Regions from separate parts of the Homo sapiens genome. Here all the other regions are linked to region 2. Evidence: chromatin loops called from intact Hi-C (ENCODE). Cell type or tissue: endothelial cell of umbilical vein. All regions are shown on one strand. Region 1 overlaps LOC105377407 (a long non-coding RNA gene). Region 2 overlaps AFG2A (AAA ATPase AFG2A). Region 3 overlaps LINC01091 (long intergenic non-protein coding RNA 1091). Region 4 has its middle 56 kb from the start of SPRY1. Region 5 overlaps LOC105377406 (a long non-coding RNA gene). Region 6 overlaps LINC01091 (long intergenic non-protein coding RNA 1091).

What was found. Hi-C counts contacts between places; a loop is a spot of excess contacts. Peaks named below come from ENCODE experiments on the same cell type or tissue, not always from the same donor. Only the 100,000 strongest peaks of a DNase experiment are listed, where the experiment ranks them.
Region 1: a loop joins it to region 2, with 10 times the contacts of the local background. A loop is called at or near these places in 33 of 110 quality-filtered maps.
Region 3: a loop joins it to region 2, with 15 times the contacts of the local background. A loop is called at or near these places in 2 of 110 quality-filtered maps.
Region 4: it touches region 2 in a loop (7-fold over the local background); 4 of 110 quality-filtered maps call a loop at or near these places.
Region 5: a loop joins it to region 2, with 9 times the contacts of the local background. A loop is called at or near these places in 10 of 110 quality-filtered maps.
Region 6: it touches region 2 in a loop (2.4-fold over the local background); 6 of 110 quality-filtered maps call a loop at or near these places.

The regions. Positions count from the first base shown.
Region 1 is chr4:124,110,116-124,115,115 of GRCh38, reverse strand. The region is part of intron 2 of LOC105377407 (a long non-coding RNA gene); the gene reads left to right. Among named protein-coding and RNA genes, the nearest start is that of LINC02516, 450 kb to the left of the region's middle. In endothelial cell of umbilical vein, a CTCF peak has its summit at 3,065; DNase peaks (open chromatin) are centred at 3,085 and 3,475; H3K27ac peaks cover 752 bases.
Region 2 is chr4:123,124,561-123,129,560 of GRCh38, reverse strand. The region is part of intron 14 of AFG2A (AAA ATPase AFG2A); the gene reads right to left. Among named protein-coding and RNA genes, the nearest start is that of AFG2A, 200 kb to the right of the region's middle. In endothelial cell of umbilical vein, no CTCF peak of the experiment used is centred here; DNase peaks (open chromatin) are centred at 1,490 and 2,160; H3K27ac peaks cover 1,160 bases.
Region 3 is chr4:123,830,228-123,835,227 of GRCh38, reverse strand. The region is part of intron 4 of LINC01091 (long intergenic non-protein coding RNA 1091); the gene reads right to left. Among named protein-coding and RNA genes, the nearest start is that of LINC01091, 180 kb to the right of the region's middle. RefSeq lists a silencer at 2,500-2,794. In endothelial cell of umbilical vein, no CTCF peak of the experiment used is centred here; DNase peaks (open chromatin) are centred at 1,827, 2,367 and 2,617; H3K27ac peaks cover 3,901 bases.
Region 4 is chr4:123,338,127-123,343,126 of GRCh38, reverse strand. No RefSeq gene overlaps it. Among named protein-coding and RNA genes, the nearest start is that of SPRY1, 56 kb to the left of the region's middle. RefSeq lists an enhancer at 2,499-2,793. In endothelial cell of umbilical vein, no CTCF peak of the experiment used is centred here; DNase peaks (open chromatin) are centred at 2,636 and 4,186; H3K27ac peaks cover 3,159 bases.
Region 5 is chr4:124,260,093-124,265,092 of GRCh38, reverse strand. The region is part of intron 3 of LOC105377406 (a long non-coding RNA gene); the gene reads right to left. Among named protein-coding and RNA genes, the nearest start is that of LINC02516, 300 kb to the left of the region's middle. In endothelial cell of umbilical vein, a CTCF peak has its summit at 2,663 (motif pointing right); a DNase peak (open chromatin) is centred at 2,692.
Region 6 is chr4:123,769,936-123,774,935 of GRCh38, reverse strand. All of the region lies in intron 3 of LINC01091 (long intergenic non-protein coding RNA 1091), which reads right to left. Among named protein-coding and RNA genes, the nearest start is that of LINC01091, 120 kb to the right of the region's middle. In endothelial cell of umbilical vein, a CTCF peak has its summit at 1,949 (motif pointing left); DNase peaks (open chromatin) are centred at 655 and 1,875; H3K27ac peaks cover 221 bases.

The DNA of each region.
Region 1 (5,000 bases), 990 kb before region 2:
TCAAGATTCTGCTAAACTGATGGTAAAATTCTATAGAGTTTTACATCTACAATTGTTGCTTTTATTTGCATTTTATTTACCAATGAGCTTGAGCCTCTCTCATTTACTTTTTAACCTTTTGCAATCTTCATCTGTGAACTGTCTCTTAAACTCTTTGCACATTATTCTACTGAAATTTAGATTTTTTTCTCCATAGAAGTATCATATATTCTTTATTAAGTAAATTTATGAACACTTTATATTTCTCAGTTGCTTATTAGTAGAACAGATAAATGCTACTGTTTTTTTTTCTTAGTCAATCCTGTGCCCAGAAACCTTGCTGAATGCTCTTATTCTATTTTTTTCTAATGATTCCTTTGGTTTTTCTTTATAGGTAATCATACTGTATGAACATAATATAGTCCTCTTTTCCTTGAGGACTTACACCTCTTATTTCTTCTTTTTAAATTCTTTGAGTGTTGAATGAAACCTAGTCTTATGCTAAATAGTGGCAATGATAGAGGATAACTTTGTTTTATGTGTACCCTTGATGTTAAAGGAAATATTTTAAGCTTCTCCACTAAGGATGCTATTTACTGGTACTTTGATATAAAATATCTTTCAAATTAGGGAATATTTTATTTCTACATTTCTAATTATTTATTATAAATATGTTAAAATTTATCAAATTACTATTTGCATCTTTTAAAATCCTCATATTTTCTTTCTCAGTTTATTAATGAGAGCTTTAATATTGAAAGAGTTTCTCATGTTTATCATCTTCTCATTTCTGGGATTAAAAATACCATTTGATTTTGGTATATTTTTTAATATGTTAGATTTATTTATTTAATATTTTGTTTTGGATATTTGCCTCTAGGTTTCTAAGGCAAATATCCCAATAATATCCTTACTGTTTTTTGTTCTTGCTTAGTTGTGAAATCAAGATTCTACTAACCCTGTAGAATAAGGTGGACAGCTTTCGCAGTTTTCTCATTTCTAGAAACACATATAATATAAAAAATAACTATTTCTTAAATGTTGATTAATGTCAAATATAAAACAATCTGGGTTTGAGCAGTTGTGGGAGGCTCTAACACTTTGATTATCAGTTCAATTGCACTGTTCTGTTTGAGTGTTTTATTTCTTCTTCTACCTTTTTGACATTTAATACTTTTTCCCATAATTTACCCTGTATATAAGTATGCAACTTTACTAGCAAGTTCTTGATTATAATGCTCTTTATTATTTTCTTCTCTCTTATTTTTTTGAGTTAATTTTTACTTCCTGAAGAATGTTACTTTCTAAAGCTCAAATTTTTAAGTACCATTTATGTCATACATGCATTTTCTTTAAGTTTTAAATATTTTATAATTTTCCTCATTATTTCCTTTTTGAAATCTAAAACACATATTATTGTTTTTATAAATACAAAATTTTGTTAGCTACATTCTAATTTTATAATATTATGGCCAAAGAACCTAGTCAGTATGTTATTTGCTTTTTTGGAATTTATTGAAGATTCCTTTGAGCAATAGTAGAAGTCAATTTTTATGAATTATCAATTTATAATAAAAATGCATATTTTATCTTTGTTAGGTTTACAGCTGTATAAATATCTAATAGTTTAAACTTGCACATTATGTTTTTTACATATGCTATGTTTGCCTTTTTTCTTTTTTTCTTATGTTTGATTTCTTGGTTTCTGAAAGGTAATGTTAAAAATCTCTAACTACAATGGTTAATATATCTATTTCTCCATGCATTTCTGTTAGTTGTGACGTTATATACTTTGAGGTTTTATTATGGAATACATCCTCATGATGGTTATGTCTTCCTTTATTGTTTCCTTACCAGTATATAAACATCATCTTTGTCTTTTTCAATCATTTCTGGTCTTGAATTCTATATTCTGAGATATTAGCAGCTAAAGATGAACTGTGCACTTTCCTGTAAAAAAAGGCCTGTGATCTAAATATGCTGACAACTCCTGTGAAATCTTTTAAGTAAATGTGCCCTGTTAACAGTGACTAAGACAGTAATTGCTTTTTAAAAACAAATGTGTGCTATGAGGAGAGAATCTTTCAAATGTATACTTAGAAATGTTGTTTGTTGTTTTAGATTTGGGCTGTCTGTAATAATGTAGAAGGAAACCTTATTCCCAAGAATCACCCTCGTGACTTCTTTCCAGCCCCCACTCACCCTTTTCCATGGGAGAAGAAAGTATTTTCCCACTTGTTGAATGTGGGAGAAAAGAAAGGGCATGCATAGACAGCTTCTCTCTATTTGGGGGATCTATCCTTGCAACAAGCTCAGCAAATACACCTGAGTTTCCAGGGGCTAATTGAACTCAGGAGGATGTAGAAGAGCTAGCTGATTTGACTGCTTAGTCACATTTTTATTTGAGGTTTATTAGAAATAAAGCATTTGATATATCTTTCACCAGAAAGTGCTTCTATTGGAGAGAAACTATGTATTTAAGAAAGCAATACCTAGGTTTTATGAGTGAAATGTCTTAATTATGGAGATGCTCTCTACATCTTAAGGTGGAATTATAGAAAAGAAGTAAGCACTAATATTCCTGACAAAAAGAAAAATATACGTTTTGAACATTTAATTCCCATTAATAGTGACTTTCATTCTCATTGGGAGAGAGTCTTTCTTTTCTAAGATCAGATATGGTGCTAATACATAACTCCTCCCCCTGCTGCTTAGTTCTGAGGTTCAAAAGACTGCCAGGTGGCTTTTATCAACCCATGGAAAGCAAAGGATTTTTGCCTCAATTAAATGGTACTTTTCCAAATCTGTTTGTGAGCGGATTTAGGCATTGAAGCCCCAAAGTCACTTTAATAGGTGTGACTAGATTTCCATTTACCAATTAAAAATTTACCTTTTCAGCTGTCTGAACACTGACTCATAGGGTTTTGATTTTCTGTTAGAATAGAGTGACATAAAAAGTCAAATAAATGTTTCATGGTTAGCCAGTTCCAACTTATTACATTGCTGTGTTAAGAAGTCATGCAAACAGAATGTCCATCCGTCCCCTTGAGACATAAATTACTTTGTGATTACTCCAAGTGGCCACTAAAGGTCACTCTTACTCCATTTTCCCAGCCAGTTTTGAAGCCTGGCTCAGGTATAAAATTTGTGAAGCCCCTGTCTTTGTACTAGCAACAGACAGACTTGAGATAGAATGTTTAGGGGTCAAGAAGCACAGTTTCCATACCTATTCAGTTTCAGGAGGATGCCAAACCTGCCTGTCTAAGTGGTTTGAGTCAGAAAGTTTGTGTTACATCTCCATGTTAATGCATTTCTAGAAAAGTTATCAAAATTTATAAAAAGTTCATTTTAAAGTAAATACAGGGTGAATATAAACTTCAGTCATTATATTCTGGCCCAGAGTAAAAAGTCCTTTTTTTAAAGAAGAAATAAGTCATCTTTAGGAAACACATTTAAGACTGAAACTCTTACTGAGCTGATAAATTATAACTGATCCTATATGAGGAAGGGGGAAGGAAGGTTGAAAATAACACTTGCCAAGAATTGAACAGCTTAAATCATCTGTAAAAGTAGTGACATTACATGTAGGAGCCATTTCCTCCTTATACATAACTGTTTGGAATGTTTAGAAAATGCTCATATTTAAAAGTCTTGGATTTCTTAGGTAAGAGAGACGTGTGTGTGTACAATTTACACGAGTGTCTAAGTAAACAGTATAGATACTTAATATCACTAATAATAGGAGGAACATAAACTAAAACAAACAACTATCTTTTAACTTATGAGGACAAAAAATTAAACAGGAAAATAAAGTAGTAAGGTTTTAGAAAAGCAAGGTCATTTGCTTTTCACATTTTGGTGAGATTTTAAATAGGAACTGGCATTTGGCAATAACTAGTAAAAAGAATGTGTATTCTTTTGGACCTAACAGTTTTACCTCTAGAATTTACCTTAGGGAAACACTTACTCATTTGTTCAAGGACATATGTAAAATAAGTTACAGTGAAAAAAGTAGCACAACCCAAAGGTTAGTTATTGAGAGAATGGCTTATTTTATGCCTCAGGATATCATGTATTAATTAAAAGAATTGTTTTCTAAGACATTTGATCAAAAACTCAAATTCTATTAGATAAGTAGAGTATAATGGTATTTATTTTTTAAATGCAAATATTAAAATGCTACATTGAAACACATGAAATTGCTGATATTCACCTATTTTTAATCTACAAGGAAGACAATTTCATATGGTCCAATCTATATATACAAATAATGAGAAAGTAAACTGATTTTTTTCCCCAGAACTCAGGATTGAGGGTGATGATATGAGGGGATTTATAGATAATTTGAAAATATATTTTGTAAGAAGAATATATTCAAATACTGTGTAAATAAAATGTATTAAATGTATATTTAATTTTCCCCCAAATTTTAATATTTTAAATCTTCATTTACCTATGAAGTTCTTAAATTATCAAGATACCTGCAAAAGAAAGTACTTGTACTATTTCTCATTATGCATTAATACTTTTCACATGTACACTACAAACAAATGGGTATGAAGAACAAACACACTGCAATCTGTTACTCATACAGAGTAAAGAATCTGAACTAACCCTGACAACTAAAGAAATTTTATATTTTATATGACTTGACAGAGTAAATCCTTTAGGAAAGCAATGAAGAATCAGTCAAATACTCTTAGACTTACTTAGAAAAATCATTGAACATGATCAATTTAGTAATTCTTTTTTTGTAAGGAATTAATTCATTAAAGTGAATATAACAAATTTTTAAAATAGGTATAATATATTCTAATATTCTTTGCAATAACAATATATGCAGTTATAATATTAAACAATACCGTACATGTGAACCCTTGCTGATATAATAAACTGCCAAAGCCATAGGGATTATTAAATTTTAAGTTGATCATCCCTCTGTATCTTCAGAATGGCTGCCGTAACAGTGATTTTTTTAAATTCTGTTTCCATTCTTGCTGCCCTAGTTCTAACACACATTT
Region 2 (5,000 bases):
GACAGCTGATGGTGCTAACAGGTAATCGCAGAGACTGTTAGTTTTTCTCTTTAGTAATGAAACCCCTGAGTTAAAGCCAAATTTAAATCCCAGCCCCTCAAAATAGAGAATATATTTATTTTACAGCCTCTCTTGCAGCTGAATATTACCTTGTAGCTAAGATTAGCCAATGGGATGTAAATGATAGCTGCAATTTATGGGTTATGCTCTTAAACGGCAGGGATGAGCTATTACCTTATCTCCTAATTCTTGTTGACCTGAATGAGAACCCAACTAATGTGACAGTGAGATACTTTTTACCATGTGGCCTAAGGGATGGCACAGAAGTAATCTGAATTTCTGATACCATGAAACTACCATATTAGTTAATACTTGTTTGAATTACTTAGCTCTTTTGTCTTAAAGTATTGCCTTTAAGATTTTTAATTGAAAATGCAGTAGCCTCCATATTTCAGAATTCATCAGAGCAGATTTATGAAAACAGGTCTATATGAAGGATAATGTCCCACATATTTTTAAGCAAATACTTTAACAAAGGATACAACATATGACATGCATTAACAATGCAAGAACTTCAAGATGAAAAAAAGCATATAATACTTTTCTAAAGTTTGAAAATTATTAACAAGCATTTTAAACCTTGTATTTGGAGACTCTTACAGATAATTCTCCATTTTGCTGGGTTTTAGAGTGAGAGCTGAAGTACAAAATCACTGTAAGTAATAATGATGGGAGTACTAAAGAAGAAGAAGAAAAAGAACCACTGACCCAGAAATCACACACAGGTCTAGTCTGTGATGTCTGTTTTGTCAATTATTTAAGGGTTTAACCATAATCATTTTTTTTTCAGTCACTGAACAGAAACATCAGTATAATTTTAAGTGAACTCTCAGCTATAATAATTAAGTATATAAAAATCCATTCACTAGAATATTCAATGTTAACACTACACAACAGCTTTTCATATGTCTTAATGACTCACATTAAATAATAAAATTTAAAAACTCCAACTCTAACTTTAAAAAAAATTTGTGTTCTAACAACAATCTCCCCAAATTACTTCTTGGGTAGATGTTTCGGATGGTTGTTGGAGATGCTGCATTTTTTTAAGCCTGTAGAGAATTACCAAAAGCCTGACTCAAGTATCAGAAAAAGTTTAAACTAAGAAAACAAAAAGCAACAATTATTAAATCTGTTTTTATGTTTACCCTGAGATACTTCTACCAATAATTTCCCACAAACTACCAGGGAGATACTTCTTTCTCAGACACAATGGTTTTTTTCCCAACTAAATGCATTTCTGAACTTAAACGCATGAAAAGTTAATAAACGGAAGGAAAAGCAAATTCAGAGCTGTCATTTTAAAATTATATTCTTAAAGGGTTTAAGGGTATCATTTGTGGAACACAAAGAGATTTCCTTCTCAACAACATTCCAGGACATCACTCTTTCCTGCCTACCAGCAGACAAGATTATACTTGTCTGGTATGTCAGTAAAGTATTTACACAAAGACAGTTTTTCAGAATCTTCTCATTGTGAACACAAAACAGGAAATACAGTAATACCATCAGTATATGTTAAACACTGTTTAGTATAAACTGTATTTTTTCCTTAATGAGTACTAGCTTAACCTCCAGGAGGAAGAGGTGAAAATAAGCACATCTAAAAACACATTATCACTAGTTGTTTGCAGCCAGCCAAAGAAAAGGTTAAGGAAGAAAAACTCAATAAAACTTTCCAAACTACATTTTAGTTAGTGTTATACTATAGCCTCTAATAAAAACTCATTTTTCTCAAGTTCATAGGGGAAAATAAAGGTATTCCATAAAAGTTAATATTTTTGAATAAAAAATAGCCTAATTAATAACAGGCAATTTAACAGAAATACTGCTTCTGAGGCAGAAAAAACAAATTTCTATGTAAAGTGGCCATCCATCAAAAACACCAAATAATAAAGCATTTCATGATCTAAAAAAATTAATTCCTTTTATTTAAATTTATTAAAAAAAACTGTTTACCTTCCGTGGCTAAACAGTAATACAATTCTATCAGCTTACCAACTGAAGAGCTTTGAAATGTATTTACAAACTGATTATATAAAGTACAGCTTGTGTCCTAAGCAGAAAAACACAGAGAAAATTTTAATTTCCCATAAGATAGTTGAATGAACTATGGTTTGACTGCCCTCTGCTGATGTGAAATTTTTACAACTATAAAAACTGATATGATAAAACTGTGATATTATGATTTTAAAATAACTGTTTCTACTCAGATCCTGGTTTCATTATTGACTTCCTGTGAAAACTAAAGAGATTTAAATATTTAGCTTCTGTGTCTTATGTTTATTTATTTTTAGAGACAAGAGTCTCACCCTGTCACCCAGGCTACAGAGCAGTGGCAAGATCACGGATCACCATAGGCCTCAACCTCTAGGATCTAGCTAGCAATCCTCCTGCCTCAACCTCCTGAGTAGCCAGGGCTACAGCTGATTTTTCAATTTTTGTAGAGACAAGGTCTCCCAAAGTTTCCCAGGCTGGTTTCAAACTCCTAGCCTTAAGTGATCCTCCTGCCCCAGGCTCCCAAAATGTTGGGATTACAGGTGTGGGCCACTGCACTTGGCCATGTAGTCTTATTTTTAATTAACGGGCAAAATTCATGAAACAACTATTATCTGACGGCTATCAAAAATATGATTTGATCTCTGTATTAGTTCCTTCTCATGCTGCTAATAAAGACATACCCAAGGCTACTGGGTAGTTTATAAAGGAAAAAAGTTTAATTGACTCATAGTTTGGCATGGCTGGGGAGGCCTCAGGAAACTTACAATCATTGTGGAAAAGTAAGCAAACACATCCTTCTTCACATGGTGGCAGGAAGGAGAAGAATGAGAGCAAAAGGGGAAAAGCCCCTTATAAAACCTTCATATCTCATGAGAACTCACTGACTATCATGAGAACAGCACGGAGGTAAGCACCCCCATGATTCAATTACCTCCCACCAGGTCTCTCCCATGACATGTGGGGATTATGGGAACTATAATTTGAGATGAGATTTTGGTGGGGACACAGCCAAACTGTATCAATCTCTCTGACCTCAAGATACTTACATGTTATTAGAAAGACAGGAAAAACCTGGAACACATGAACTATTAGAGAACATCAAGAACTAAGCTAGGTGGTACAGAAGACAAGTAAGCTAGAGAAAAAAGATTTGTAGAGCCAATTTAGTAAAAACTAAACAAAACCTCAAAAATAAAAAATTCATGGAAAAGGCTGTTAAGACAGGCAGTCAAGGAAAAGTAATGAGCATGGTTTTAGATGAAAGAGGAGGAGACAAAATAAGCAAAAGCCTGGAGAAAATAATGAATGTATAATAGTACGTGCATATCACATGACTACCAGAAGACATAATTGCCAAGATAAAAGGTAAATGTTCAGTGAAAACAGAAAATACTATAATGGTAAGATGCTGCATGGGGTATGGGCAACTTTTGCAAAGTGAAAAAGCCAGAATGAAGAGCTGGACTTGATGAGGCAAACAAGGAGTCCCTGTATGTTCCTTAACAGTATATCACTCCTTTAGGAAGAATACTATAAAACAGAATGAATATGAAATGGTGGAGAAAGAGACTGAAGGCAGAGAAACGAGTCAAGAGGCAATGGCAGTAATAAAGGAAATAACTCAACCAGAAGAGTAATGGTAATAGAGCAGAAAAAAGAAATTGAGATAAAATAATTGAGATTTCAAATTTTGAATTATAAAACAAAACCGGAGGCTGGACTGGATTCAGATTTTTGTTTAAATATTTGCCATATTAAGGTGATTATTAAATTCCACTGAAATAAAAGAGTACTAGACTCAGAGTCAGCAGAAGGGAAAAGTGTCATGTCATCAAAGCTAATAGGGTACAGGGTTTCAAGATACAGGTACTCAGCAGGATAAAATTTATGGAATTGAACACAGTAAGAAAGGAAACCATTAAATTTTGTTCAGTAGTCACTGGTGACTTTCACAAGTTCACTTTTAATATATTTGGTCTGTGAGGAGAAACTAGGGAGCTAAAATTTTTAAAATTGAGATGAGCTACAGAAACTAGATGGAACAATTAACTTTAGGCAAAAAATGTCCTTCTCTGACAGTGTAGGAAAGGAGCAGCAGATAATAATAGAGCCAAGTTATGTCTTGTTAATGATGGGGATACATAAGGAAGTTCATGGCAAATGGTCTTAATTATCTCTGTAAATCAGTTTCCAAGCTCATCTGGAAGCCCTGAAAGAAGAATGATAAATTAATATTTGAGAACAATTTGATACTGTCTTTCTAGCTAGAAGTCAAATTTCTACTGGAGATGTCCAGTCTCAAGAGATGGCTCCATCTAGACACGACTTCTCATTTTTCTGTACGTGTCTAGAAAAATCTATGTACATTTCATAAAAAATTTCAAAGCTGACCCATTGTTTCCTATACATACAAGTATAGACTTTCCATACTTTGTTTATGTGAACACATCTGGAATAAAGCATCCAACTCAAGAGCAGGCCATTTTCATATACCCAAGGTAAAGGTGTTCGTAAGAACTCATGGAAAAGTAATATGTTTCCTGGTGATTGTTTTAGAATCGCCAAACAAAACCAGAGAAATAATAATTTCTTAATTTTATGTTACATTTTCTTTGTAAAATAATTTCTGTCAAAAGAAGTATAATACTCGAAGTTAGATTTCAATTCATTCATTCACTTACAGAGCAAATCATTTGGAATGCCTCTGACCCAAGTTAACTATTTTGTGACACTGTAATTTCAGTTTTAAAAAACTTCATAATAAAGAAATTTCCTCTTAAAGTTCATATTCACCAAATAATGAAATACATGTCAGGTATGCAGTGGTCCAATAAGAACATGGTTTTTTTTGTTGTTGTTTTTTTAATACTTTAAGTTCCAGGGTACATGTGCACAACGTGCAGGTTTGTTACACATGTATACATGTGCCATGTTGGTGT
Region 3 (5,000 bases), 710 kb before region 2:
CACGCCATTTTCCTGCCTCAGCCTCCCGAGTAGCTGGGACTACAGGCGCCCACCACCGCTCCTGGCTAATTTTTTGTATTTTTAGTAGAGACGGGGTTTCACCATGATAGCCAGGATGGTCTCGTTAGCCAGGATGGTCTCGATCTCCTGACCTCGTGATCCACCCGCCTCGGCCTCCCAAAGTACTGGGATTACAGGCGTGAGCCACCGCCCCTGCCGCCACTTGGTAATTCTTGACTCAAGTAAGACCAATTAACATCACTTGGCCTTGGAGTATTCTAAGTCTTTTATTTTATAAATTGAAGAGGTTAAACTCAATGTGCTCTGATGTTCCTATAAACTTCTATGATCAGAAATCAAATATTTCGTAAGCCTCTTGGTAACTATTCAAATCTAAACAGTATTTTTAGGATTTTCTTAAGCATGGTATCTGAGTCTGAAACACATGGTAATAAGAGCCATAGTAATAGTGATAATAATGATGATAATAAAATAGCTGTCATTTATTTATCTGCAAATATTCATAAGGGCCTAGCTTGTGTCAGATGCTGTTCTAGGCAATGAGGGCACGGGAGAGAAGGACACATACCTGAGTTTGGGGAGTTTATATTCTAGTTTAGGGAGATGACATTTAACAAGTGTAATACAGCATGTCTAATTGTGATAAGGACTCAAAGAGAAACAGTACAAGGATTGGCAATGAAGAGTGCTGAAAGGCATTTCAGAGCATTCTTTAAAATACTTATTAGGAGCCATGAATTTTACAGGGATTCTCTCATTTCATCCTAACAATAATCTTATAAAAATTATTATCTTATACCTACTGTACAGATGAAAGAAGTGGGCTCAGAGACATCAATGAAATGGCTCAGGGTCACACAGATCGTTAAGTAGTGAAACTCTAGAGCCCAAGTCCTAACCATTATGTGGTACTGCTTTCTACCAGATGATACAATACAAGTCTCTAACGATCTCATAAACCAATATAAACACACAGATTCTGTACACTCAGAGCTCCTTTTCTTTCCTGCTGTGTTTATCCATAAAACCTATTGAAAGTGTTAATATTATTAGGAGGTAGCATCCTGGCACATATGATTTTTTCCTAAATCAGTGCATCTTGGGCAATGTTTGAAAAGCAGCACATAATAACCACAATTAAAAGACCAAAACTTAACAAGAGAGAAAAATCATTACAAAGACTTCATGGCATGTTCCTCAACTGTACTAGGTTGGTGAAATATTCTATACAGATGGACCCTAGGATACCAAAATTATATTTGTGCATTAGTCCTGTTCAAGGAAATACAAATCACATTTCAATGCAATAAAATAATTAACACCAGAGACTGTAATAGAATCAAATTTCACATAGAGCAGGGACACACAAGGGTAACATAGTGAAATGGTTAAATGCATGGATTCAGTACTCAAATACATGTTCCAGCTTGCTCTGTCACTAACTCTACCTTCTTAAAAGCCTACTATCTTCTCTGAATGCTGGTTTTCTTATCATTATGATAGTAATAATAATAGTATCAATCTTATATGTTTTGTGAGAATTAAAAGAGTTAATGCATGTTAAAGGCTTAGCTCAGTACCATCAAACAGGAAATGTACAATAAATCTTATTTATTACTGTTATTATCATGAATGGATGTGCCACCTTGAGCAAAGGGGATTTGAATGCTCAGAGAAGTAAAAGGTCTGACACTTAACAGGATACCTGATGTTATTTTTCCAAGAACCTATCTACACATGAGTGTTGAAGGAACCACTACTCCCCCTTCCCAAATTGCTGCCTCGGGAATATATTTAGAAACTAATTGTTAACAGTAGCAGCATATCCAAACAAAAAGGGCAATGACATAACTTTGACTCATTTCTGTACATTTATATAAATAATTCAACTAATGAGTGTCTTACAAGAAGAAAGAATGAAGATGACGCCACTGGTATGTAAAAATATTCATATCAACTCAGCCCCTTTTGTTAACTCTCAATAGCTACTGATTATCTGATTATTCCTTCTCATCTGTGTTTGGATGACTTCAAGGCACTTCCCAGCAAGTAAACTCATAATATTAAAGCAATGTTCTTTCCCAATTTATACCAGATTTCATCCCATCATATCAACAGCCCATATAGCCAAAGAAAGGGCTTTCTTACACATGGTTTCCATGGTGTTTATGCCTTTCTATCCTAAACAGACAGATGCATTAAGCAATGCATGTCAATCCCATTATGAGGCTGTGAAATGGGCAGAAGTTTTGTTACACACTCATGCAATCACACACATTGTGAACATCCTGTTTATTTGGCTCATCCTCTGATGATTGGCTGTGGTATATCAGCACATTACTGACAGCTGGGAATTTCTCCAGTGGAACATGCCTTTCCTATGACAAACATCCAACGAGCAATGGGAACATGTGTCTGCCCACTGTGCCCATACAAAGCAGCCCAGTTTCTCCAAATGCAGAGCATATTGGGTGCTTGGATTTTCTCAGAATGCCACCGACAGGCCCCTGGTGACCTTTAGGGGCCATATGAGATAATACATTCTTAGACTCCTATTTCCGGACTGCTTTGGGCAAGGTCAGGATGGCAAATGTCCCACTTCCACAATATCAGATGTTACGGTAATTCCTTTTAGCTAATGTGTAAGAGCAAAGGAATGCCTTCAAACCTCATCTAGGCCCTGTGGAATCTGTTGAAAATGCATGACAGCTGTGGGCTTTGGCGAGGTTGTCTGTGAATGTATGAGATTTGGAAACCATTCAAAGCTAGAAATAACTGTACAACTCATAACCCTTCACCACTGCTCACTCTCTCTCTCTCTCTCTCTCCCCCCTCTCCCCCCCCTCCGCCCCCCGTCATGTCATTCTCTCTTCCCATCACTCATTTCTCATGCACTGTATCTGGGTCACAATCTCATCCTCCTGACTCAAATGCATCATCACTGCTGGGAACTGTGGATAACATCCTCCACACAAAAAGATGGGAAAAGAAGAAAGAGGCAGGGGTGGCAGTGGGGGCAACAGAAGGATTTTAATAACGCACAAGAACAGGAAATTGAGAAAGATCTTTTTTTTCAGTATCCAACTGGGAGTTGAGAAGCAGCAGCAAACTCACACTTATTTAAAGGCCCATCTGCAGGTAGAATCATCCTCGGGTGCTCGAATGATGTGTAAAGGCACTTGTTTTCCTAAACCTGAATAATACTTTGAAAGGCTATGGCTATTTATACTTCACTTTTGAAACTTGTATGTGTATTTTATGCACCTCACCATTAACTCTCACAGCAAAAGAGTTTGTGAGTGACATTTTTGAGAAAAGTAGGATAATTAGGAAAAGGAACTGAGAGAAAAGGGGTCAAGCTCAAAAGCCGGCTTTTTATTCAAATGACTTATACCCAACTACACTATTGATTCTGACCTCAGAATTCCTACTCTTGAAATTTTGACTTAAATTATCATCTCCAGATTCAAAGACTCAGCAACCTGGTTCATAAACAATGTGACACCCTGGTAATCACTGGCTTTTTTCCTGTAACTTCTGCTACTTCTACATAGATTTAACATACTACCTCTTGGCACAATCAGGTTGTTCCAGCAGTTTTTACTTTCTAGTTAAACCCAGGTTTTTCACATGGTGGCTGTGGGTCAGTCATTGACCATAATGACTTTTCAGCAGTCTAAGCTAAGAGGCACATTATCCACAGTTTAGCCAGGATGGAGCTTTACAACTAATGAATTATTTTGGCAGTTAATATTATCCCACTGATACCCTAAAATGAAACAAAAACACATAGATAACATTAAAACAACTAATTTAGAACATGGGAAACTATGTAAAGAAGGAAAAAAAAACCTTCCTATACAGAATTTTGCTGCATGCTCTCATGAATTTCATTAGCTACACGGATCTAATTGAGTGTTGAGAAGCAAAGGAAAAACAGGTCTGCCATCCATACACTAACGCTTACGGCATCTAACGCAAAGGAGAGATCCCCATAGAAACTCACAGAGAAGGCCACAGATGCTCCCTCAGGGGCATTCACTCTTACATTTAGATCATTTCTAATTAGCTATGTTATCTGGATTCCCAGGCCACGATGAATTAAAAACTGCACTAGAGGAAGACAGGGATCTAGGAGAGGGGAGCGTGCTGGCAACAGGCAGGGGCACAGCTGGTCAGCTCACAGCAAGAGAAAAGAGCAGCATGATTGTCAGGGTATTTAGGAAAGAGGCCCCAGAACATTATAATATCACACAGAACAATAATGGATGTGTATAATGTTGACCCTGGGTCAGCAGGGAGAAGATGCATTCTGTATAAGAATCCAGAGAACTATACAATATGTTTTAGGTATATTTATATCAAAACAATTTAAGTTATAAATTTTGGTACTTCAAAGGAGTTGATTTCCTTTATGTCTAAAATGAAAATACATGAAATACTTCTCCGTCTCCAAATAACAGATTTTATTAAATCACTGTATTTAAATACAGAAGACTTATACATAAAATTTAATATCAGTGTCTCTTATTTTTTTTTGCTCAGACTCCACAAGATACACATTGCATGCCATTGTCTTTAATTAAACACGTCCTAAATAACTTCAAGAGTATCCTACCACAGCCAGGCATGGTGGCTCACATCTGTAATCCTAGCACTTTGGGAAGCCGAGGTGGGCAGATCACTTGAGGTCAGGAGTTCGAGACCAGCCTGTCCATCATGGCGAAACCCTGTCTCTACTAAAAATACAAAAAATCAGCTGGGTGTGGTGGCGTGCGCCTGTAATCCCAGCTACTCAGAAGGCTGAGGCAGGAGAATTGTTTGAACCTGGGAGGTGGAGGTTGCAGTGAGCTGAGATCACGCCATTGCACTCCAGCCTGGGTGACAGAGCTAGACCCTGTCTCAAAAAAAAAAAAAAAAGAAAGAAAGAATATCCTATCACAAAAAGAAATCTAAAAAATTGTGAAAGTATCACTCTA
Region 4 (5,000 bases), 210 kb before region 2:
TCCCAGTGCTGCAGGCTCAAAGCCGAGGCCCGGCCTTGGCTCCCTCCTGGTGTGCTTGTTCTCACCACCGTGGTCCCTGCCCTGACTCTAGATATGTTCACCCAGTGAATTCAGGCTATCCTATGTCCTTTCATTAAAAGAATGTCCTATCTAATCCTGAGCCTATACGCGGTGGCATTTTGAAGATTGTCATGGAATGACTGTATGTGACACAGAGTAAACAAGTCAATGTATCCATCTTGATCAACATCAGCAGACAGTGTCACACTAACTCGGGGAGTGACTACTCATCTTTGTGTGAAGGCCAAGAGTGCCTCATACAGCAAAATAAATTCTACTTTACCAAGCCATGCCCATCTGATAACTGTCTCTGTATTTATTTATTTATTTTTAGAGACAGGGTTTCACTCTGTCACCAAAGCTGTAGTGCAGTGGTGCAATCATAGCTCACTGCAGCCTTGAACTTCTGGGCTCAAACAATCCTTGTGGCTCAACCTCTTCTTGAGTATCTAGGACTACAGACACATGCCACCATGCTGGGCACATTTTTAAACTTTTTTTTTATAGAGATGAGGTCTCACTATGTTGTTCAGGCTGGTCTCCAACTCCTGGCTCCAAGCGATCCTCTCACCTCGCCTCCCAAAGTGATAGGATTATAGGCGTGAGCCCCCATGCCTGGCCCGTCTCATCCTTTATTGAGAAGATATCTGTTATCTGTCTTCCTTTAAGCCTCCCTAGCAATCTCTTTTGTAATCTTTGAAAACTTCTGGTTGTTCTATTTCCTCCAGTCTAATTAAAGCAATGGTCTGGTTTCTGGCTACGATTGCTCAGAGAGGATCAGGAGTTATAAAGGCCAAACTATGTACTGTTGGGATGGTTTTCTGGGAATACTCACAGAGAAAGGCAAGGTTCAAATGCTGGGCATGCGACTAAAGACAGAAATGTGTTACTAGAGATTTCCATAATTCTCTGCCATGAATCTCAAAATAGGTATGAAACCAGGAGATAAATCTGTATAAGGAAGGGATAGATGGAGAATAATACCATTAACTCAGGTTTAAACTTAGTCCACTGGGAGGCCAAGGCAGGCAGATCACGAGGTCAGGAGTTCCAGACAAATCTGACCAACATGGTGAAACCCCATCTCTACTAAAAATACAAAAATTAGCTGGGTGTGGTGGTGGGCACCTGTAGTCCCAGCTACTCGGGAGGCTGAGGTAGGAGAATAGCTTGAACCTTGGAGGCAGAGGTTGTGGTGAGCCGAGATCATGCCACTGCACTCCAGCCTGGGTGACAGAGTGAGACTGTCTCAAAAAAAAAAAAAATTAAACTTAGCCCAAAAATTCAAAAGTGAACCTCTAAAAAGAAGTCAAGGGTAACTGCTGTAGAAGTCCAGCCAGGCAGATGGTGGCACAAAGAATCTGGAGCAGCTGGCGTGGGGCCTCAGCCATGGAGACAGTTCAGTTCAAGGACGGGAAAGCCAGTTGTTGGGGAACTGGGAAAGAAGCAGGAATGAACGTCCCTTGGAAAAGAGGAAGAGACTTGGTTGTAGGAGAGAGCTAGGATACCAACGTCGACGTGATGAAATTGATTTTAGCCACTAACCCATGTCCCATCTGTTCCTTCTACTCAAACACTGAGGCATGACTGAACTTAGAGGTGAGAGCCTCAGTTAGATGAGCCATAAAGCTTCATCAAAGCATAGGAGGTCATTACCTCACAAACCTACCCCAGGTCAGGCCAACATTTACTATATATCATGCTCTGGGGGCAATGTTTGTGCTTTTTATTTTACCTTTATGTAAGCTATCTATTATTTTGTTTATGGTCAGTTTGTATTTTAAACATATCAGCCTGGCTGATGGTACTTTGTCACAGCAGCCCTAGTAAACTAATACAATCGTCAGTTTTGTTTTCAATTTGGTGTGTATTAATTGGCTTAATTATGATCCTTAAATTGTCATCATTGGGTTGTAGATGTCCAACTTATATTCAGTTATTGATTTATTTTTAGTAATATAATAAACATCTGCGAGCCCATCTCCTAAACAAAAGTCAGTCTGGAAAATAAGTCAGAGCTAATGACATGTTCCCCCAGCAACCTCACCCCATCCTCCCCAGCAGCATCCTGGTTTTCCTAGCTTTTCTGTCGATGTAGATTATTGCAGTCCTAAACTGCATGTATTTTAAAACATTTTAGCTACTTTAAACTGTATAAAAGGTATCGTGTAGTATATGTTTTGCGACTTTCGTTTCCATTACATTGCTAAGATTCACCCATCTGCATGTGGCTGTAGTTCATTCGTTATGCTACTTTGCTGTTTCGAAATAAAATCTTCATGACTGCTTTTTAGAAATATACTCACATTCTCATTCTTATCCCATTGTTTCTACTATTTTAATATAAAGGCCTGGCGAAGACCCTGTTTCGGGAAGGAGGAGACTCTCTGGCCCATGTGCCGTAAGGACATTTTGGGCTCACAACTGCAGGGGTGTTCCGGCCTTATTGTGACTCTCAGAGCTTCACCGACAACAGCCACGAGGACTTACTTCTTAAAATGAAGCATTTCCCTTTGGTCACCAACCAAGAGGATAGAACAGTAAGGTGACTCATGTTGCTCTGATTTCAAAGGGTGTGTAAAGGGAAACGTTAATGTGAGTCAGAATTTACCCAATGGTTTTGAGTAAATAGCCCTGAAATAGTCTTTTTCTCCTGGGGTTGCTGAATGAGAGCAGCGTGGCCATACTTTCCTAAAGGAAGCAGTGTGGCTTGGGAGGTGCAGTACAGCCCTGGAGGGCTGACAACCTGGTAGATGCAAGCCATCCGCCTCCTACTTTGTGACCTTGGGCCAGTCACTGAATGCAATGGTGCACAGATACCCAGTTCTAATTCTAGGGTCAGAGACTGCACTGCCTCCCTTCTGTGTTCACACAGAGCCATTTCTAGCTCTTAAAGTGTCTAAGCAGGGCCTGTGTTTTTCCTCATTACAGTAAACATTTTGTGAAACAGGTATTGGTGGCTGTATAGTACTGGGTTTGGCCATGATGTTGGATCCTCAAACCCAGGGCTGTGTGGCCAGACCCAGGCCAAAGCTCCCAACATGGCCACCTCACAGGCTCTGGAGAGGGACTTGCTGGGCCCAGTGGAAGGCAGCTTAGGCTCCACATCCTCTCCGTCTTCCGGCTTCTCTGTGAAGCACAGGTTATTGTTTGTACCCTTTGATGCTTTTCTAAAGGCTATGTAAGGAGCATTTTCAAAGGTAGAAAATGGAGAGAGCTGGAGATGCCGTGGGAGGGAAGACTGGAGAAAGAAAGTCTAACCAGTGCAAACATTAAAATCAAATGACCCTTGTGCCATAAATTAGGGGGTTGGGGAAATGGCTTATTATGCAGCTGAGGTGTTTGAAATGTAGAATTTGCTGGGTTGGCAGATTAATCCCATTTATACTGGGGAAAGTATTCCATGACATTAAAGGATTTATCTATTTGCTAATCTGCTTCAGACTCCACAGACCTTGTTTTAATAAGGGGGTTGGGGAGAGGAAAGGGTTAGAAAGAAGGGGGTTAGGAAAAGGAAGACAGGGATTTCGTTCCCATTTCTGCTATAAGTTTTGTTAACTAAATGCCTAATAGGGACTTCAAAAACACGGTAGAATCCACTCCTTAAATGTAACATGCATTACTTATAATATGGACAAAGTAGAGTTTTTTATTTGTTTTGTTTTTGTTTTTGTTTTTTGTTTAACAATGTTAATGCGATCATTCTCTGTAAATACATAAGCAAGAATATATTTCTTCTGCTACTTTAAACCTAGGATATAAAGAACTTTTTAGAGAGAAAAGCAAATGAAAAATGGGTGTAGGATTCTAACAAGCTTTAATCTTCATTACTAGATTTATTGGGAGCAACCACCAACAATTATTTTAATTTGGAGCAGTTCCCATTTTTCCCATTTTTAAAACCCCTTCCCCCAAAATGCAAACAAACATTCGCCTTTGCTGTTGCCTTTTTCCTCCTGGATGGACTACGCAGCGCAATAGCCAAACATCCTCTTAATCTCTTTTTCAAAGACTCTAACCTTCTTTTGCGTAAAGCAGTCATTTTGTTTTGTTCCACAGCACCTTGACAATGCCGAGAAAACATAATCCTTTACTTACAATAGAATCTCAGATTTGCTGTTCCATTACCGGGTAGCCTAAGCATTTGTATTAAAAGACGGTTCAGCCTTTTTTCAAGGAGGCATTTCCTTCCTTACCTTCCTCACAGAAAGTTCTGCTTTATTTTTAGTAATATCCTGGCTTCTGGTATTGTATTTGTGCACATAATCCCTTCACAATAATGCTTAGCACTGTGGTGGCACCTTCCCTCCACGGAACTCAAAGGCCTTTACAAACATTAATTAATTCTCACAGCACCCCCACGAGATGGGTGAGTATTCCCTTCCAATTGGTATATTATTATCCCCATTTTGTGATTTTGCCAAAATTCCTTTGCCTTCTTCCCCAGTGTTCTTTTTAATAGAATTCATCTTCAGTCCACTGGGACTGGCCAGTTAAGACCATGGTAAAGAAACGAACTAGCAATAAAAAGGAAACAAAAAAGAAGAATGTGAACTGTGATATAGGCAACCTCAGAGATATTGAGGGGTCAGTTCTGGATCAGAGCAATAAAGCAAGCATCATGATAGAGTCACATGAATTTTTTTGGTTTGCCAGTGCACATATAAGTTACATTTATGTTATACTGTAGTTTATTAAGTGTGCAATAGCATATGCATATGCCTAAAAAAAGTATGTCCTTTTGTTTTTTTTTTTTTTTTTGAGACGCAGTCTTTGCTCTGTTGATTAGGCTGGAGTGCAATGGCGCCATCTTGGCTCACTGCAATCTCTGCCTCCCGGGTTCAATTCTCCCGCTTCAGCCTCTCGAGTAGCTGGGATTACAGGCATGCGCCACCACGTGCAACTAATTTTTGTATTTTCAGTAGAGATGGGTTTTTGCC
Region 5 (5,000 bases), 1.1 Mb before region 2:
GGTGGTGTAACTATTCTGTATAATACTGTGATGTTGGATACATGATTTTATGCATTTATCAAAACCCAAAGAGCTTTACAGTACAAAGATTGAACATTAATGTATGCAAAGTAAAAAAAAAACAAATCATTTAGGGGGTTGGGGAGCCCAGATGGCATCCAGACTGTGATAAGAGAATATATTATAAATGTATGAAACAATCTGACTGAAGGGAATAGGAGCAAGAGATGTGGACCTAAGTATCTTTGGAAATGAAAGGTGTCTGTAAGATTTAAGGCAGAAGGAAATGGGCATAAGCACTCCATTCTAGCTGACAACCTTTTTTCTGTGGAGATATAGGTTAACAGCTCTAATACTGGTACATATGCTCCTGGAATTGAACAGTTAACCAAAGGGATAGCAGGTCATGAGAGCCAGATTTTTCACTGTTGAAGTGGGAATTTACAGATAAGCAAGGGTAGGAGGCTAGGATAATCCACATGGTTATAAATTAGTTTGAGACATCAGTATATACTCATATTTAGCTTAATATAGATACCGACGGACATTGCCTTAGTCCATGTGAGTTGCCTATAACAAAATACAATAAACTGGGTGGCTTATAGGTAACGGAAATTTCTCTCACAGTTTGGGAGGCTGGGAAATCTAAGATTAAGGCACTAGTATGGCCAGGTTATGGATGAGAGCCCTTTTCCCAGATGCAGACATCTCACTATGTCCTCACGTGGTGAAAGGGGCAAGGCAGCTCTCTCGGGGCCCTCTTTTACAAGGTCATTAATTCCATTCATGAGGGCTCTGTTCTCACAATCTAATCAGCTCCCAAAGGCCCCACCCTCTAATACCATCACTGTGGTGATTAGTATTTAACATATGAATATGCGGAGGGAAACATTCAGACCATAGCAGCTACATATAAATATAACACATTTGTATACACACATGATCTTTCTTGCTTTGTTGGCTGAAAGGCTTAGAAGCAATGACGCCCAGTGGCAAAGACCACACCTAATAGCCCAAGGTCTGAGCTGAGCTGCTTGCCCATCACTCCAACAGAGCCATTGCCGCCTTTCCTGCCTTGCTTTCCTTAAGCTACCTGGTTAATGTTTACAATACAGCAATAAAAATAAAATGGCTTTGTGTTCCTCCTCCCTAACAAAACTTGATATTAAAGTGAAATTTTCAGTATTTCATCCAAAGATATTCTGGGACTTTTATCCACTAAGATATCAATGATGGAATCACTAGTTTTGAGCTGGATAAAAGAATGAAGTTCTCAATATCTTTAAATCATACTACTTCCAAATTTTATAGATCTTACTTTGGTTTCAGGATAAATTTGATAAAATACACTACATATCAAATGTTGGGCCAGACATAAATATTGAATAATAAGTATAATATTTTAAAATGAAATCGCAACATAGTAGGAGGAATGATAGCACTACTACCTATATTTTATTAAACTCGCTATGTTTATTAGTATATACTTATATATTTACACATGACTTCAAAAAATAAGCAAGTAAAGAAATCTATGCAGTAATAATTATCCAGAAGCAACTTTTGCAGTGCTAGTACTAGCATTCCATTTTCATTGTTAGAGTGAACTTATTACATACACAATCACTCTAAATTCTTGCACAAATTCTATTCTTATAATTATTCATACTATTTATTTTTTAAATAATTAAAACCAAGCACTTATGGCCTTAATACTCACAAGCCCTGTATAATATAGTGCCATTATTTCCATCTCCAATTTACTGATTAAGGCATTAGTGTGATTACATGATGATCACATGGTTTATCAATGGTAGAAATGGCATTAAAACACACATCTAATGTCAAAGCCCAGGAATTTTACCTTTCCTCCATGCTGTCACCATAACTTATAACCAGTGTCTTTAGTAATTAGTGTTCTGATATACAGAGGAAGAAAGGAAGAAAGGAAAGAAGAAAGAAAGAAGAAAGAGAAAGAAAGGAAGGAAAGAAAGAAAGAAAGAAGAAAGAAAAAGAAAGAAAGAAAGAAGAAAGAAAAAGAAAGAAAGAGAAAGAAAGGGAAAGAAAGAATAAAGGGAAGGAAAAGAGAAAGAGGAGGGAAGGAAGGAAGGAAAGGAAGGAAGGAAAGGGAAAAGAAAGAGAGAAAGAGGGAGGAAAGGGGAAGCAGGGCAGAAAGAAGGAGGAAGAAAGGAATAAGAGAAGGAAAGAAACTTATTTGTATGTGTTGTTTTTCATATTACTCCCTGCTATCTGGTTTTTTACAAATGTGAATTGTTTGTAATAATGCGTTCAGCAGAGGTGAACTTTCGCCTAGTTCCATTTGAATAAACACAAATGCTATATTTTATTCCTGGATTCACCACTGACTCATTGCATTTAATTGGATAAAGGCACTTCAATTTTGGGAGCCTCAAATTTGACTTCAATAAAATAAGGAGGTTGTACTGTATCTAATGTCTGAGGTCACCTCACATTTTAAAAAGTTGAAGTTCATTCTAACTCTATATAGACTTAGGTTTCTCCTTTAGTGGATATGATACATCATTGAATTGAGATCATCTGATGGGGAAAATTTTGAGGTTATTACTCTTCTAGCATTAAGTCTCCGTGTACTTTTGCAAGGAGTCTCGCAGTGCCTCCAGATTCCATCTGCGTCCCTATTGATGCAAGATGCAGGGACCAGGAGAGGGCAGTAGAACTCTACCAATGAAAACGAAATGCTTGCGCTAGCACTGCACAAGTGGCTTCTGGATAATTATTATTGCACAAATTTCTTTACTTGCTTATTTTTTTAAAAAGTCATGTGTAAGCATATAGATATATGTGTCCTCAGTGAGTAGAAATTAGTTATGATGATTATTATAAATATTTGCTACATCAAATATTTATAATATAATCATAGCTAATTTCTAATTACTAAAATAGTAATTAGAAAAATAGAAATTAATAGTAAAATAGAAATTAAAATACTAATAACTAAAAACAAAAATTAAAAATATTTATCCAACTTGCTGTTGTAGAACTCTATAAAAATGAGTTCCTTTTTAAAGAAATCAAATTATTTCAGTTACGAGATAATAAAATTGATTGTTTTCATCAAATAAGGAAATAAGAATGTTCATAATTGTAAAAGAAATAAAATTCAAAACTACATTACCTCTTGCTAGGAATTTTTTTTAAGTTTTTCTATTATTTTATATCATCTGTGAAGAACAAAAATTAATGAGGGAGCAAAAATAAACCATCTTAGGGCTATATCTCAGAGAACTAGTTAACTCTGTAATGGTGTCGCGTGTAAATTTGGGGAAATAATTTTTTTATTTAATTTTATTTTTTATTTTACAGCCTTATTGAGATATAATTTACATACAATAAAATCTAAACATTTTCAATAATTGTATTCACCCAAGTAAAAAGTTATGGGCTGTTTCTATCACCCCAGAATGTTCCTACCTGCTCCTTTACAAAATAGATTTATAGTTCTGAAATTTTATATAGATGGAATTATACGATGCATACTCTTTTGTGACTGGTTTCTTTTGCTATTTATATATGTCGTATCGTGTTGAGTTAGTACCTACGTATGACTGAAGAAAATTTCTTTATATAAATATACCACAATTGGTTTATCCATTCACCTGTTGTTTAATATTTGGACTGTTTCAGTTTGAGGTATTATGAATCAAGGTGCTAGGAGTATTTATGCCAGGATCATTTATTTTGGTTGGACATAGATTTTCATATCTTTTGGATAAATACCTAGAAGTGGAATCACTGGGTCTTGTTGAAAGAGCTCATCAACTGTGTTAGAAACTGCCTGGTTGTGTTATATAAGTACTTGTACCACTTTTCATCCCCACCAGCAGTGCATTAGAATTCCAGTTGCCCCACATTCTCACAGACACTTGGTATTGACAGTTATTTTATTTTTAGCCATTCTAGAATGTGTTAGTGGCATTTCATCATGTAACGAAATTACACTGATTTCATTGTAGTTCTTTGACTAATGATGCTATATAACTTTTCATTTTGGCTATTTGTTTACCTTCTTTTGTGAAGTGTTTCTTCAAGTCATTTGCATAGTTTTTTTTTTTTAATTTGGGCTACTTGTGTTTTTATTGAACTGTAGGAGTTCATTATGTATTGTGTATACATGCTCACACGTAAGTATTGTGAATTTTAAAATATATATTTCAGATACAAGTTCTTTGTAATGAATACTTTCTCCCTATCTGATATCATAACTTTCCATTTTCTTAAAACCATCTTTATAAGAACATGAATTAATATATTTGGTACAGTACACATCATAAAATTTTTCTTTTTTGGTTCTTGATCTTTGGTGGTCTGATCTAAAAAATCTGCTTAGTCTATTGTCATAAATATTTCTTCCTATGTTTTCTTTTTGAAGATTTAGACTTTGGGGTATTAACATTTAGTACCGTGAACTATTTTGAATTAATTTTTGTGTAGGCTGTGAAGTAACAGCTGAAGTGTATTTTTCTCCATATGGATAGCCCGTCGTTCTAAAACCATCTGTTGAAAAGATTGTTCTTTCTCCTTCAATTATTGTGGCACCTTGTCAAAAAAAATCAATAGATTCCGTGTTGGTCTATTTCGGCCCTATCTATTTTGTTCCAGTGATCTTTATTTTTATCCTTATACCAACATGAAGCTGTCTTAATTATGTAGCTTTATAGCAGAGGTTCTTACCCGGGGGAGATTTAGACTCCAGGGAATATTTGGCAATGCCTGGAAACATTTTTAGTTATCACAATTAGAGGGTGTGGCGGATACTACTGGCATCTAGTGGATAGAGGCCAATGATGCTGCCCACCATCCTGCAATGCACAGGGTAGTTCCCACAAGAAAGAATGATCTAGCCCTAACATCAATAGTGTCTAGGTTGAGAAACCCTGATTCATAGGAACTTTTAAAATCAGTTAGTGCAAAGTCTCCAACATTGTTCATTTTCAAAATTCTTTTGGCTGTTTTAGGCT
Region 6 (5,000 bases), 650 kb before region 2:
GAAAAGCATCAATAAATTTCAAATCTGATTCATAATAAAAACTAATAAAGGAAAGATATTTCCTTAAAGAGATGATGAGTACCTAAAAAAAAAGAAGAAGAAGAAAAGGAAACTTCAACAAAAGTTATTTAATGGTGAAACATAAAAGTATTCCGTTAAAATCAGGAACAAGTAAAGGAAGACATAAAAGGTTAATTTCTGGAAGTGGAATAACTGAGATACAGGAAATTAGTATTTTAATTTTAATAGATAATACAAAAGCACTCTTCCAAAAGGTGTTGATTTTACAATTCTAGTGCCCATTTCCCCATACCTTTACTGGCATTGAATGTTATTCATCTTTTTAATCACTGCCCATCTGTTAAGAAAACAAATTTTATTTTTGCTTTGTGAAGATTCTGTTTATGTCATTTGTAGAGTCTTACTTAATATTTTAGGTTGTTGTAGCTTACCATTGTTACTGAATATTGAGGGAGAGGAGGATGAGAAAGGTTGCCAATAGTCTTAACTGAGCTTAATGGCATCGGTAAAAAATGAAAATGATCTCTATGAAAACTTACCCAAAAGGGCATTATAAATATGTGTAGTATAACAATGTTATCTGCACCAGAAGTTGAGTCAGGAAATCTGTATCTGTGCCTCATGCCTTATTTCAGCCACCATATCCTTCCAGAGGCTTCATGGCAGGCAAGCAACACAATGAGAGAATTCTGGTGTTCTCAACCATGGCAACTCTCACAGCCATGGGTGAAGGCCTCTCCCCTGAGATCTCAGACCTGGAGATGCCTCTGTCAAGCAATGGCTCTTGGGTGAACATGTATGATACAACTTCTATTATCGCAAGTCTGGAACTGTATTCACCAACATATGCACATCCAATGCTACCAGAATCTATGAAAACTCAGTGATAAAAAAATCAGAGTCAAATTCCCCCAGGTTTTTGTTTTAACTGCTTTCTTGCAGAAAAAAAACTTCTTTTCTGGATGAATGCTGTTTCACAGAAACCCATTTCTCAGTCTACAAACATAGTTTCCGGATAATAATTTGCAATAAACCTTTTGCTCAAATCACCAAGAACAGGAGGTCTGAAATATACTTCAGAGTTGTGTGACTTTTGAAACCCACCTCAGCAGCCCTGAAGCTGTTATTTGTTGCTCTTTTTCAGATATAACCTCAGTCCTTCCTCACTGAGAATATTAGGGTTAAGATTTAAGAATACAGATAGTCTTTGAATTCAGATAGCTCTGGATTAAACACCAGTTCCTCCACTTAAAGGCTGTGTGACCTTGGGTGAGTTCCTCTAAGCCTCCATTTCCTCCTCAGTTTTTTGTTTTTGTTTAGTTGTTGTTGTTTTGAGAAGGAGTCTCACTCTATCACCCAGGCTGGAGTGCAGTGGTGCGATCTCGGCTCACTGCAACCTCCACCTCCCGGGTTCAAGCAATTGTCCTGCATCAGCCTCCCAAACAGCTGAGACTATCGGCGCCTGCCACCACACCCGGCTAATTTTTATTGTATTTTTAGTAAAGACTGGGTTTCACTATGTTGGCCAGGCTGGTCTTGAACTCCTGACCTCATGATCCGCCCCCTTCGGCCTCCCAAAGTGCTGGGATTACAGGTGTGAGCCATCGCCCCAGGCGTTCTCCTCTGTTTTATGAAGACAGTATAGCCCTGCACTGAATAATTGTGAAGATCAAATGAGACAATGTATTTAAATCATACCTTTAATAAGTGCTCAATAAATGGTAGCTATCATCACTATTATTTCTCTCAAAGAATGCTCCTTTCTAGATTCCCCAGTCCCTCTTGCTTTTCTTCAGTTCCCTCACCTCCTCAAAGAGCTATCGAGCCCAGCCTTGGATTGGCTAAGTCACTCACAAGTCCAGAGCGCAATTCACAGCTATGTCCATACTGCGCCCTCTAGTGTCACTTTAGGGACTATGTGACTCTGGAAGCGCCGTTACCTCCAGGATTACGCCAAGGGTGTAAATTTCTCTATGTCAGGTGCATGCCCTCCACTGCCAACGTCACTCCACAGCTTGATAATGGTGGTGCTCACAGAGCACTGACATTCATTTAGGTCTGGGTAAGGCTCACATTCCATAAGGTGGGATGGAAAGAATCATCAGTCCCTTCTAACAGGGAGCTTTCAAGCTCCAGAAACCAGGAGACTCATTCAACACATTCATCTCTATATGTCCACCTGGGACCATTAGGCACATAGATGTAAATTTTATCTGGAAATAGCCCTGAGTGCCCCCATGCGTGTGTACAGCCAGGGAAACACACCTACTGGGAGGTCATACTCACCACCCCACTTCTAAACCAGGCCACAGTTTAGAACCCCTTGGTTATATAATATGGATAACGGATGTCTAATAAATGCTTTTAATGGCTTGAGATTATATCTGCTCTTGAGCCTGTGTGTTCAAAGGTAGTAAAACCAAAACACTGGTGAAATGGTAGAAGAAGAATAATAAATTTGTTGACACAAAATTCCAGCACAGATTTTCAATTGCTCATCTCTGTTCAATATGACGAGAAATGAGAGCTAACACCTATTCAGCACTTGCTGTATGTTAGGTACTGTTCTAAAAGTTTTACCTGTATTAGCTCATTTAATACTCAGAACAACATTACAAGGCATTTATTTTTCCCATGTTTTAGATGACAAAACTGAGGCACAAAATGGTTAGTAAGTGGCCCAATATTGAACGTTTACCAAATGGCAGATCTAGGTGAGTAACAAATGGCGTTAAGAAAAACCACAAAATTACAACTTTAGAAAGTTTATCAGAGGGAAAGAAGGAAGGAACAAAGGAATGAAGAAAGGAATGAAGGAAGAAAAGAAGGAAGGAAGGAAAGAAGGAAGGAAGAAGAAAGAAAGAAATTAAGAAAAACTACATGTGATATATTTTAACACAAAGCAGACTCCCATCAATGTAACCAGATGATGTCAGCAGGATGGTGAAAGGACTCAACATAAAGAAAGGACTGTTGAAGCTGTTGAAACAATCCAATCAGCTACTTCTTGACATTCAGACAGTGGTCCAATCTGAGTGGAAGAACCACTATGAACTCTTGCTGTGGGTCACACTTGCTAAGACCAAGCCATACCTCCTGACATAAGACTCTAAACCATACTTTCTACTAGAAAATATAAGAAACATAGTAGCTCTCCCTAAGGGGCTATTTCACCATTCATAAAGATGATAACTTGGATAGATATCTATGTTAATCATGCTTTGAGAAGTCAATAAGATGTTACATTTGTTGAAAAGTAATTTAAACAGACTAAGACACCAACCTGAAATGTGCTCAAAAAGGTGATCATGTGCCCTTAAACAGACCTTCATCTACACTATAAGCCATGTAGGTATCCATTTTATGTGTCTCCTAATCTTCCATTATCAAATTATTTATTCTCAGCATATTATAAGCAATAGTAGCAGAGGATCATTGGCTTGGTACTAACTGTGATTTTCAACTCTTGTCCTGAACTGAATCTGCAGCAGCAGAATTTTCCTTGGCTCTTACAGGTTATAGGAAATGGTACATTCCTGGTCCTCTTTGAAGTATAGTTCCTACTAATCCTCTTCTCAGATGCAGAGATCCCCAAACAACCTCAAAACCTCCTCTAATAGGGCCCTGTGTAATCCAAGGCCACTAGCATTTGCCAGCGCACTCACACCACCTCACCATCTCTTCCCAGCAGGAGGTTTCATAGCACAGATAACCCTGACCTACTTAAAGAACTCTAAGCTCCTATAGCACAAATACATGCATAAATATATACCAGATGCACAGATCAAATTTAAGAAGAATAGATTATGGACATGGAACTGTCAACATGACCTTCACAATCACATTTTTTCATCCTTCCATGTGGTGTCCACCTGTGGTGCACTGTCAGTGGGTTTGGTTGAAGCTCAGTAGGTTCTCACTTTCAAAGTTGGCTTTGTGCCTATGGGATTTTTTTTTTTTAGCTTTGTTTTCAGCGATGCGGGTGCCCATAGAACTAAAAATTATCCAAGATAAATGGTTCACCTTTAAAATTTGTCTGTGGCTGGGCACGGTGGCTCACGCCTGTAATCCTAGCACTTTGGGAGGCCGAGGCGGGCGGATCACGAGGTCAGGAGATCGAGACCATCCTGGCTAACATGGTGAAACCCCCGTTTCTACTAAAAATACAAAAAATTAGCCGGGCGCGTTGGCGGGCGCCTGTAGTCCCAGCTACTCGGGAGGCTGAGGCGGGAGAACGGCGTGAACCCGGGAGGCGGAGCTTGCAGTGAGCCGAGATCGCACCACTGCACTCCAGTCTGGGCAACAGAGGGAGACTCCGTCTCAAAAAAAAAAAAAAAAAAAAATTGTCTGTAAAGGAAAACTGTTTTATTATCATCATTAGAAAGACTTCAGTTGTCCTTGTTCTTTTACCATTAACAACGTAATAAAAATTACATCAGGAAACTACAGAAGCCTGGTATTTTATTCTTAAAACTACTCTTCCAAATGAAAATGATTTCTATAAAACATGCACTAAACTTTTCTAAATAAAGACTCAAAAATTTAAAAGCATATAGATAGAACAAAGAAGTAGAGATATTACACTAAGCAATAAGAACCTCAGTCAAGGCTGGGCACAGTGGCTCACGCCTGTAATCCCAACAATTTGAGAGGCTGAGGCGGACAGATCACCTGAGGTCAGGAGTTCGAGAACAGCCTGGCCAACATGGTGAAACACTGTCTCTACTTAAAAATACAAAAATTAGCCAGGTGTGGTGGTGCACCCCTGTAATCCCAGCTACTCGGGTGGCTGAGGCAGGAGAATTGAACCCAGCAGGCAGAGGTTGCAGTGAGCCGAGATCGCATCACTGCACTCCAGCCTGGGTGACAGAGCAAGAGTCTGTCTAAAAAAAAAAAAAAAAAAAAAAAAAAAAAACAACCTGAGTCAATACCCAAGTTCATCTTGGAAAAAAAAATTAATTACCCTGGTAGCGATCAAT